Linked DNA regions of Homo sapiens: region 1 is linked to region 2. Evidence: read pairs that join two places in POLR2A ChIA-PET (ENCODE). Cell type or tissue: MCF 10A. All regions are shown on one strand. Links, peaks and the distances in the headings refer to the core of each region. The heading gives the core; the rest is flanking DNA. Region 1 overlaps CAV1 (caveolin 1). Region 2 overlaps LOC105375463 (a long non-coding RNA gene).

What was found. Peaks named below come from ENCODE experiments on the same cell type or tissue, not always from the same donor. Only the 100,000 strongest peaks of a DNase experiment are listed, where the experiment ranks them.
Region 1: POLR2A ChIA-PET joins it to region 2 with 5 read pairs; 5 of 35 experiments call an interaction of 5 or more read pairs at or near these places.

The regions. Positions count from the first base shown.
Region 1 is chr7:116,529,071-116,533,475 of GRCh38, reverse strand. All of the region lies in intron 2 of CAV1 (caveolin 1), which reads right to left. Among named protein-coding and RNA genes, the nearest start is that of CAV1, 6.2 kb to the right of the region's middle. In MCF 10A, for the core only: no CTCF peak of the experiment used is centred there; no DNase peak of the experiment used is centred there.
Region 2 is chr7:116,313,384-116,317,788 of GRCh38, reverse strand. LOC105375463 (a long non-coding RNA gene) reads right to left here. Exons shown (of 7, transcript XR_001745336.2): 4 at 1,279-1,357. Among named protein-coding and RNA genes, the nearest start is that of TES, 110 kb to the right of the region's middle. RefSeq lists enhancers at 321-470, 571-650. In MCF 10A, for the core only: no CTCF peak of the experiment used is centred there; DNase peaks (open chromatin) are centred at 308, 768 and 2,268.

The sequences.
Region 1 (4,405 bases), core at 245-4,244, 220 kb before region 2:
AAATAAATAAAGAAAAGAAACACAAAATAGTTTGCCCAAAATATTTTTGGGGCGTTCATTTTATTTTTATTTTATTTTATTTTATTTTATTTTATTTTATTTTATTTTATTTTATTTTATTTTATTTATTTTATTTTTTGAGACGGAGTCTCGCTGTGTCACCAGGCTGGAGTGCAGTGGCGCAATCTTGGCTCACTGCAATCTTGGCCTCCTGGGTTCAAGCCATTCTCCTGCCTCAGCTTCCCCAGTAGCTGGGATTAAACACGCGCTACCACACCCAGCTAATTTTTGTATTTTTCATAGAGATGGGGTTTCACCGTGTTGGCCAGGATGATCTTGCTCTCCTAACCTCATGATCCACCAATCTTGAGCTCCCAAAGTGCTGGGATTACAGGAGTGAGTCACTGCGCCCAGCCTTTTTGGGGCATTTATTAACTGCTTTTAGACAAACAATTTTGCTCCCTACATATAAGCTCAAATCTCGTGGACTACTGAGGAAGATAAACCTATGGGCCTAATATTTTCCGTCCCTTCTTCCTCCTTGGTGTCCAGTGGGACTAGAACGCTTTCCAGTTGAAAGAGATCATGAAAGCATTAGGCCATTATGCTGAAACCACACCTGATCTGATTACTTCATGCATGCCTTTTCCTGACTGCTAAAGAAAAAGAATTTTGTGTCGGTCTTTACTTTAGAATCACCACATTCAAGTTTTAGAGAAGACAGTTACAAAAGTTGCAAATATTTGTTTTCTAATCTTGGCACAATCCTCTTGCACTACAACAGGTTGCCTCTGAGCATCTATGTGTTAGGCATAATTTCTAGGGGCTGAGAGTGTCTTTTTTAGAAAGTTGTTTTAAAACAAGTATAGTTTGCAAATCTTTTTCTCTAGGGCCTCAGATTATGGTAAAGAAGATACTAAATATGCAAGGTCTCCAGGGTGTGGAAGAAGAGTGTGTGTATCTTGGAATAAACCATCTTTGTATAAAGACAGCAGCCCTCAACTTTCCCCACAGCCAGGGGGATTATGGAAGGTCCAACCCCGCAGGTGAGCGCACATAGCCCTGTCCTCTTAGAGACCAGCTGTTTCTGGTCATTCCATCACAAAGAGTTATGTTTAAAAGTAGGGCAAACTAAAAAGCAGTTTCATTTGGAATATGAAAGTGTCTGTTATTTTATGGACTTGAGTGGGCAGGATACATAAACAGGTGGTTTTTCAAATTACTGGACTTTCCAGATGCAGCTCACTATTGCAGCTGTTCCTACTTTGAACCCCTTAAAAGTGTAGCCAACCCTGCCGTTAACTGAAAGAATATCCCACATCATGAAGCTTTTCATAATTCAAGGGTACTTGGTGCACCTTGCCTTAAATTTTAATAAATAATATGAAATCATGTTCAGTTAAAACCGAAGTTTTTTGATTGCAGTTAATAGATGGAGGAGGGAAAAGACTCTTTTAGTAAGCATTTAAAATGTATGTAATTTTGGGTTGAACCTGAAAGCATTTCATATGCTTAAGAATGAATAATAGCTGCCATTTTGGTATCATCCTTTGCTCAGTATTCTGAGAACAATTTCCCACTAAAGATGATCATAATGCAATTTTACAAGCTGGGGATTCTGAATTCCACGCATGACTTCATACATGGTAGAATATCAATCACCAACTTGTGAAGCTATCTCCTAAACAAATACACAAGCAAAACTAATACTAATGCCAACAGAAAAAGATATTAACATGGTGCCGAGACAATCTGATCTTTTAAACCTAATGCTAGACAACGAGTTAGTGGGTGCAGCGCACCAGCATGGCACATGTATACATATGTAACTAACCTGCACATTGTGCACATGTACCCTAAAACTTAAAGTATAATAATAATAATAAAAATAAATCTTATGCTTTGATTAGATGTATATCAAATAAATAATAATTTTATAAATGACTGTTATACTGATATTAATCACCAATTGCTCTAGAATGCTTTCAAGTTGAAAGGGATCACGGAGGCATTAAACCTTTGTACTATAACCAAAACTGATCTGATTATCACCTGCGTGCATTTTCTTGACTGTTAAAGAAAAATTTGTGTCTGTGCATATTTAAGAATCATTACATTCCAATTTTAGAAAAGCAAGTTATGAATGCATATTTCTGTTTTTCAACAAAGACCTCCTTTCAGATATCCTGATTTGTCTCAGTGCTAACAGAATCATCTAAACACATTTTTCCTCTCATGACAATAGTCCATGGTGAATCACATAATCTTATCTATTCTTCTTTAATGATACATTTCAAAATATTCACTTTGGGCAGTAACTATGTAAAAAGATGGATAACATTTTAAACTTGTTAGCCCTTAATTTCTATTAATATTACAAAAGAGGAATTGGAGGCCAGCCTGGTAACCATGATGATCCCTTCAAATTCTAAAATTCTGTCATTTTGTGCATGTATGTTTCGATCCACAATGCCACTTCGCATTGTCTTCATTTCACATCTGGACCATGATGCAATTACATCTGAACTCTTTTCTGCTCAACTAGACTGGCTACTTTTCATTACCTTCTGTACCTTCACCAGAGTCATTTTACAAAAACGTCACCTTCATTATACCACACCGATGCTTGCAGTCATTTATGGCTGTCCACTGTTGACATGATGTCCAAACTTATCATGAGTGCTGGATTTACAGACTCCGCATTTTACTATGATCAGTCTTTTCACCTTTATCACCTACCACTCTGCCACATGAAATCTCAAATCCCAGTCTGATTGAGCTACTACAACTCCCTTGTGGGAGACATTCTTGTCTCCATGCCTGGCTCGTTTAGAATGCCTTCCTGTGCTTTTGCCCCAGCTATTTGCAATCCATCTGTCCTCCATGACCCAATTCAAACTGCACCTCCTTCATACCATTCTCCATTAAACCAGCTGCAATACATCCTCCTTCTCTGACCCTGCTATCCTTTTCATGGCTGGGTCTCCCTAACACTTCATATTGATACCATTCCCTATTTAAAAACCTTTTTGTTATGCAATATTCAACACTACTGTATTTACTTTTGATTCCTTATCATATATATTATATTTGGTCTGTTTCCAAAATGATGAGAAGGCTTACAGTAGAGATCACATAAGACAGTATGTCAGTTAAAAGGGGGAAGTGAAAATACAGAACCATATGTGGGAACATGAATTAATGAAACTTAAAATCCAGCTATAGATTTGAAACTGCTTCCTGGCAGTCAAGGCAAAAAAAAAAAAAGGAAAAAGGACCAATCAGTTTCCATGTAGCAGTGACTTACTGTTTTGGTTGTATGTATGTATTTTTTAAAAACACTTTTTACCTGTGTGCATGTCGTCTCACTAACTGTAATCTTTGTGATTGCTAGGATTTATTGTAGGAATTACATAGCAAAGCATCTAATCTAGCATATTGCATGGGTTTAATAAATAAATTAATTGATGGCTAATTTTATCAGAATTATAGATTTGAAGCCATTTTATTTATCTAGAAAATCAAAATAAGTACATAATAAACATGTGAATAACAATGTGAACAAAAGATGACACAGAAATCTCAGAGGGAGAATGAAGGGTTTGAGTTTGTGACCACTTTAATTAAAGGAAATTTTAAAAAGTATTCACAAGCTACTTAATATTTTTGGGTAAATGTCTATATTTGGGTAAATTGTCTCATAATGTGGAGCAGCAAGCTTTTAGTAAGATGAGAAATTAATTTTATTGGAACTGGATTGTATACTATAATGTGTGTCATTATTACTAGTAAAATAGGTAATAATGCTGCACCTTCTTGAATATAAACTCATGCCACACATGAGTTTTCTTTCCTCTCCAGAAATGAAACTGGGGTTTCATTTCTTCTCTAGAGTTTTGTTGTTGTTTTCTTTAACTTGGCAAGGGGATGCTTTTACAATGCAGAGAACACCCTAATCTGGCACTGTCCAATAGAGATTTCTGTGCTGATGGAAATGTTCTATGTCTGTGCCACTAGCTTTACCTGTTGCACACTCACAACGTGGCTAGTGTGACTAAGGAACTGAATTTTAAATTTTACTTGATATTAATTACTTGAAATTTAAATGGAAACACAAATGGCTAGTGATTACCATATTGGACAGAGCAGCTTTTACAGGGCTGCTTGCTTTTAGGACCAACTTTTCCTTACTTGATTGGGTACCTTTAACAGTAGATTCCATTGGCCACTGGTTCTTTCTTATTATGTGAAGTTTTAAGCTACCATGCATTAGCAGTAAAGCTTTGGGTGCTTTTAAGAAGCACCCAAAATTATTGTCATGATTTTTTTAAGAAGTCTGTGTTGTTGGCCAGGTGTAGTGGCTCACATCTGTAATCCCAACACTTTGGGAGGCCAAGACCAGTGG
Region 2 (4,405 bases), core at 256-4,255:
CCTGGGCAATAAGAGTGAAACTCTGTCAAAAAAAAAAAAAAAAACTATATATATATAGAGAAAGGTATGTATCAAGCCTGTTAATGACCACGGGCCATCTGTGTAGTCACACAAAAGTGTCTAGTTTTCTTCCACATTTCTATGTGTCTTCTTTAGCATTTTCCTTTCTAAAAAACAGGCTCTATAACTGGGCACACTTGAACCCCACAATTAGTCATGGATGTGGTGATTCATCAGGCTGGCTTCTAAGTGCAAGCAGCCCTGGCCTTTCTAAGCCTTGACTGTTGGCAACTCTTTTTTCCCCGCTCTGAATCAGACGTGTATTTGTTTGAGTAATCAAGAAAGAACTGTCTGTCTTGTGACCTTAGAGGCTGGTGAAAGGGAGCAACTGAGTGTTTTTGGCACAGGAAGGTTAGTGAACAATGCAAATCTGTAGATCAGAGAGCACGCTGCTTGGCTGCTGACTCTGGGCAGACTTGAATGTCACAGAATGCTCTGATTGCCGGCAGGGTTTTTCACCCTCTGCCGAAAGCCATTTTAATATAAGCAGAATAGATTTCAGGTATTCCAGAAACCATTCTTAAACTTTCACTGTGTTCATGTTGTTAAATTCTATACCTTCTATTAAGACTTGCAGTCTTTCTGAAATGAGCATTTTGAATCTGACTGTGATAAGAGCCAGTGAGAGACAGCTTTACACATGGATGCCACTGGGAAGAAAGCACATCAAGTAACCCTGCTGAGGAATGAATGAATCAGCCTAATGCAAATTAGGTGAGAAACTGGACCGCACAGAGGGGATGTTGAAACCATTTTAGAGATGAGTGAGAGGGATGATAGCCAGTGAGTGAGCCCAAGAACTTTGATGACAATGAAGGCAGAAGAATCTGGTGGACGCAAAGGATTCACTTCTTATAATGAATTCACTCATCCCATTTGCCTGTTAATCAATGGGTGTTTTAAAGATGCCAGTTGGAGGAAGTCCAAGTGTTCAATTTTAAAAATGCCTATTAGATTAATTACAAGAAAGTCTCTCTCTCTCTCTTTCTTTCATCTGTCATTTTTTCTCTTGTTAGGGGTATGCAGGAGGTCTTCTAATAGACCAGAGAGAGATACAAGCCACAATTCGGGAAAATATCCCAGTAGACTCCTCTCTGCCTTATGTTTGGCATTCTTGAAATCTACGCTATCTGTCTTGAAATCTTTGAACAATGTACAATAATCTTATGCTTGCCCAGGGAAACCTGTTCCATTAGATGAGGTGAGTTGGTTACATACCTTCTTTGACTTGTGTTCCCAAGTGATCTTATTCCAAATATGACTTGGGGACACTTGTATGTGCCGTTCTGATATTGTCCTAAAAGGAAATTATTTTGGAAGTAAAGCCACTGATAAAATCAGCTCAGGAAAATGCACTTTGCAAATATGAGAATATAGGCATTATTAAAAGCCATGCTATAAAAATACCAATGGTTATTTTTACTGAGAGTAGTGTTAAATTTATGGGAGGCTATTGTTTTGGACTAAGCTCTTGCACTAGGCCCAGAAGAACAGACCAAACCAGAATGGAATCACTAGTGCTAGGTCCCCAAACTGGACTTTAAAATCAGCCAGTTAGAAAACAAACAAAAAAACCCCCAAAAAAACACAAAACAACAACAACAAAAAACAGATTCACAGCAATCAATTAAAAGGGGCCCAGTCAACCTGAGCTGACATAATAAGAAAGTCCCCTGGCTCTGCTTTATCCTTTTAAAGAAAGTAACTTTGAAACAACCAATCGGCTTTCTGTTCCTGTTTCTGCTTTCTTCAGGCTTTTCTGCCTATAAAGCCCACTGCCTCTCCTCAGCTTACTAGCGTGCTTTTCTGTTTCATAGATGGGATACCGTCTGATTAATGAATCACTAATAGTTTAGATCATTAAACTAAATTTGTTGAAATTTTTATTTTTTGACAGTAGTTACACAAGAACAATAAAATACCCTTAAGAGGAAAGTGAGAATATCTCATCCGAGAAATGTGAGACAGACAGAAAAAGGTTTAAATAATTGTATTCAAAAGCATTATGTAAACGACAAATAACACATGAAAGTCTAATCTGAAAGGAATGGGAATTAATGTTATAAAGGGAGACAAACAAAAATCAGGTTTCTTTCCACATCTCAACATGGAGGATTTTCCTTTACCCTGGCCTCCTATTTCTGTGTGCAGAAACTTGCTTCAACATGTCAGTCCCAGCTCTAGCTGTCCTGATTCACTCCTCCTTAGAGGGAATGAGCTCACCGGGCAGACTCTGCCCGGTGGGGACTGTCTGGGGAAGTCCTGTCATTCCCCGGGTCTGCGTTGGCATCACTGCTCTGACAGTCTCTTTCAGGAGTTACGTGTTGGAGGCCAGTGACGACTGCAGATCTAAAGCCACATTTTAAAATCCACTGTCTGTGAGGCAGTGGTCTGACTCCTCTTCTCTTTTTCAATTGGTTCTGATTTTAGTTAGGAAAGGAAATGGTTGTTTGTAGACCTACTAAAGTTCCAATAGCTGATTATAAAACAAGATTCTATGACATGCAAGAGTATATTGGAGTCAGAAAAATTAAATAGAATTTATTTTCCTGAGAAGAAACAAACTGAAAAAAGAAAAACCAAACCTCTTTATGTTTATTTGTTTGTACCGATATACGACATCAGAAAGGCAGCCGTATAAAAGAGAATCAGGCTGGAGGGAGCTTAAGCCTCCACTAAATGGGGATTGATTGACCAGAGAAGAACTGGAACTATTAAAAGGCCTGAAAGAAGAAAAGAATTATGAATTTTGCTCCTCTCTCCTTCCAAAAAAAAGTAAATGCACATGTTTGAGAGGGAAGCATGGCCATAGATATTGTGATGCCATGGGGAAATCGATTTCAGGCTTTAAATAAGGATCCATCACTGTGAGAGGCCATGAAGCTGTGCCCAAAAAAACTTCCTGGTGAACCAGAGGAGGAAGTGTTCTCTATGGGTAGGAGAGAGCTTCATTTCAGAGAAAAGAAGGAAGGACTAAGAGAGTTAGAGGCCGGAGGGAAAGAAGGGACAAGTAAAGGGAGTGGAAAATGGGTTGACCAAAGACAGGCAGAGCCATTCATACGCAGATCTCAGATGAAGCACTATTTTCATTTGGACTAAGAAAAAAAAATGGTGACTTCTTAACTCTTATAAACTGAGCACTACTCATTGAAAACCCTGGTATCAGTGTGCAAGAACTCGGTAGGGACTTTAGAATGACCATGTCTTTAGCTAAATAACAAGTGACTGAAATTCAGTCCCTTCCACAGCTGCTTTATCTGGCAAACATGTCTTCTCCTCCACTACCAGCCCCCCGGATAAAATACACCTGGCCAACTCCTGCTCATTCAAAACTCCATTGAAATGGCTTCTCCTTCAGAAGGCTTTCCTCATCCCTTTCAATTCCCATTCCCCTCACCAACCTTACTTGTCTCCTCTCAGATTCTGACTGGCTGGCCCAGGGTTTAAGAACTTCAACTCTACAGTCAAAACAATCTCTGCAATTTGCTGTCTGCGTGATCTTGGGCAAGTTATTTAATCTCTCCTTAACCTTAGTTTCTTCATGGATAATAGCTGGCAAATGATAGTATATATTCCATAGGGTTGTTGTGAGCACTAAATAAAATAATGTACATGGAGTGCTTGACACTGTGCCTGGACACTGCCTGACAGTGCCTGGACTCAGTTAAAGGTGGTCATAATTACTGGGCCAGTCTTTCCCCTTCCCTACATGGCATTTACCACATTCCCTTTCCACTGTCTATCTGCCTATCTATCTGAAGATCTGTTTGCATGGGGACATTGAATTGGAAGTTTAATTCCTAGTGCCTGGTACATCATGAGGCTCCATAAATGTTTGTTGCATGAATTCGGAGAGTAAGCCTCCCCATTCTCTACCATAAATGATACTGATGTCTGTGGTTGTATTTTAGAAAGGACACATTAGGCAAGAATCTGCCCAAGTCAAGCGATACCATTTTCTATTCTTTAAAAATATCTGAAAAAGGAGATTCTACAAACTCCTTTAGTAACATTCTACAGTCAACACTTTCTCTAAGTCAAACATATGCCTCCATTTTAAAATGAAAGACTAACTCCTAATTTTTTATATCAGTTGAAAACAAAAACATCTGCTTTAATTCCCTGTATTCTCTCATACATGTAAACATTCATATTGGCTGTTTATCATTCTCTCCTTATTAAAACAAACCTATTTCTTTAACCTTTTCAAATAGTCTTTTCATGCCTTTTAATAATTGTCCTTCTGAAAAATACTGTGTCATAACGCATAAAAACAGTGAGACAATTTTTGCAGTCTCAGAAGTGGTTCATTTAGGCTGGAGGCGGTGGCTCACTCCTGTAATCC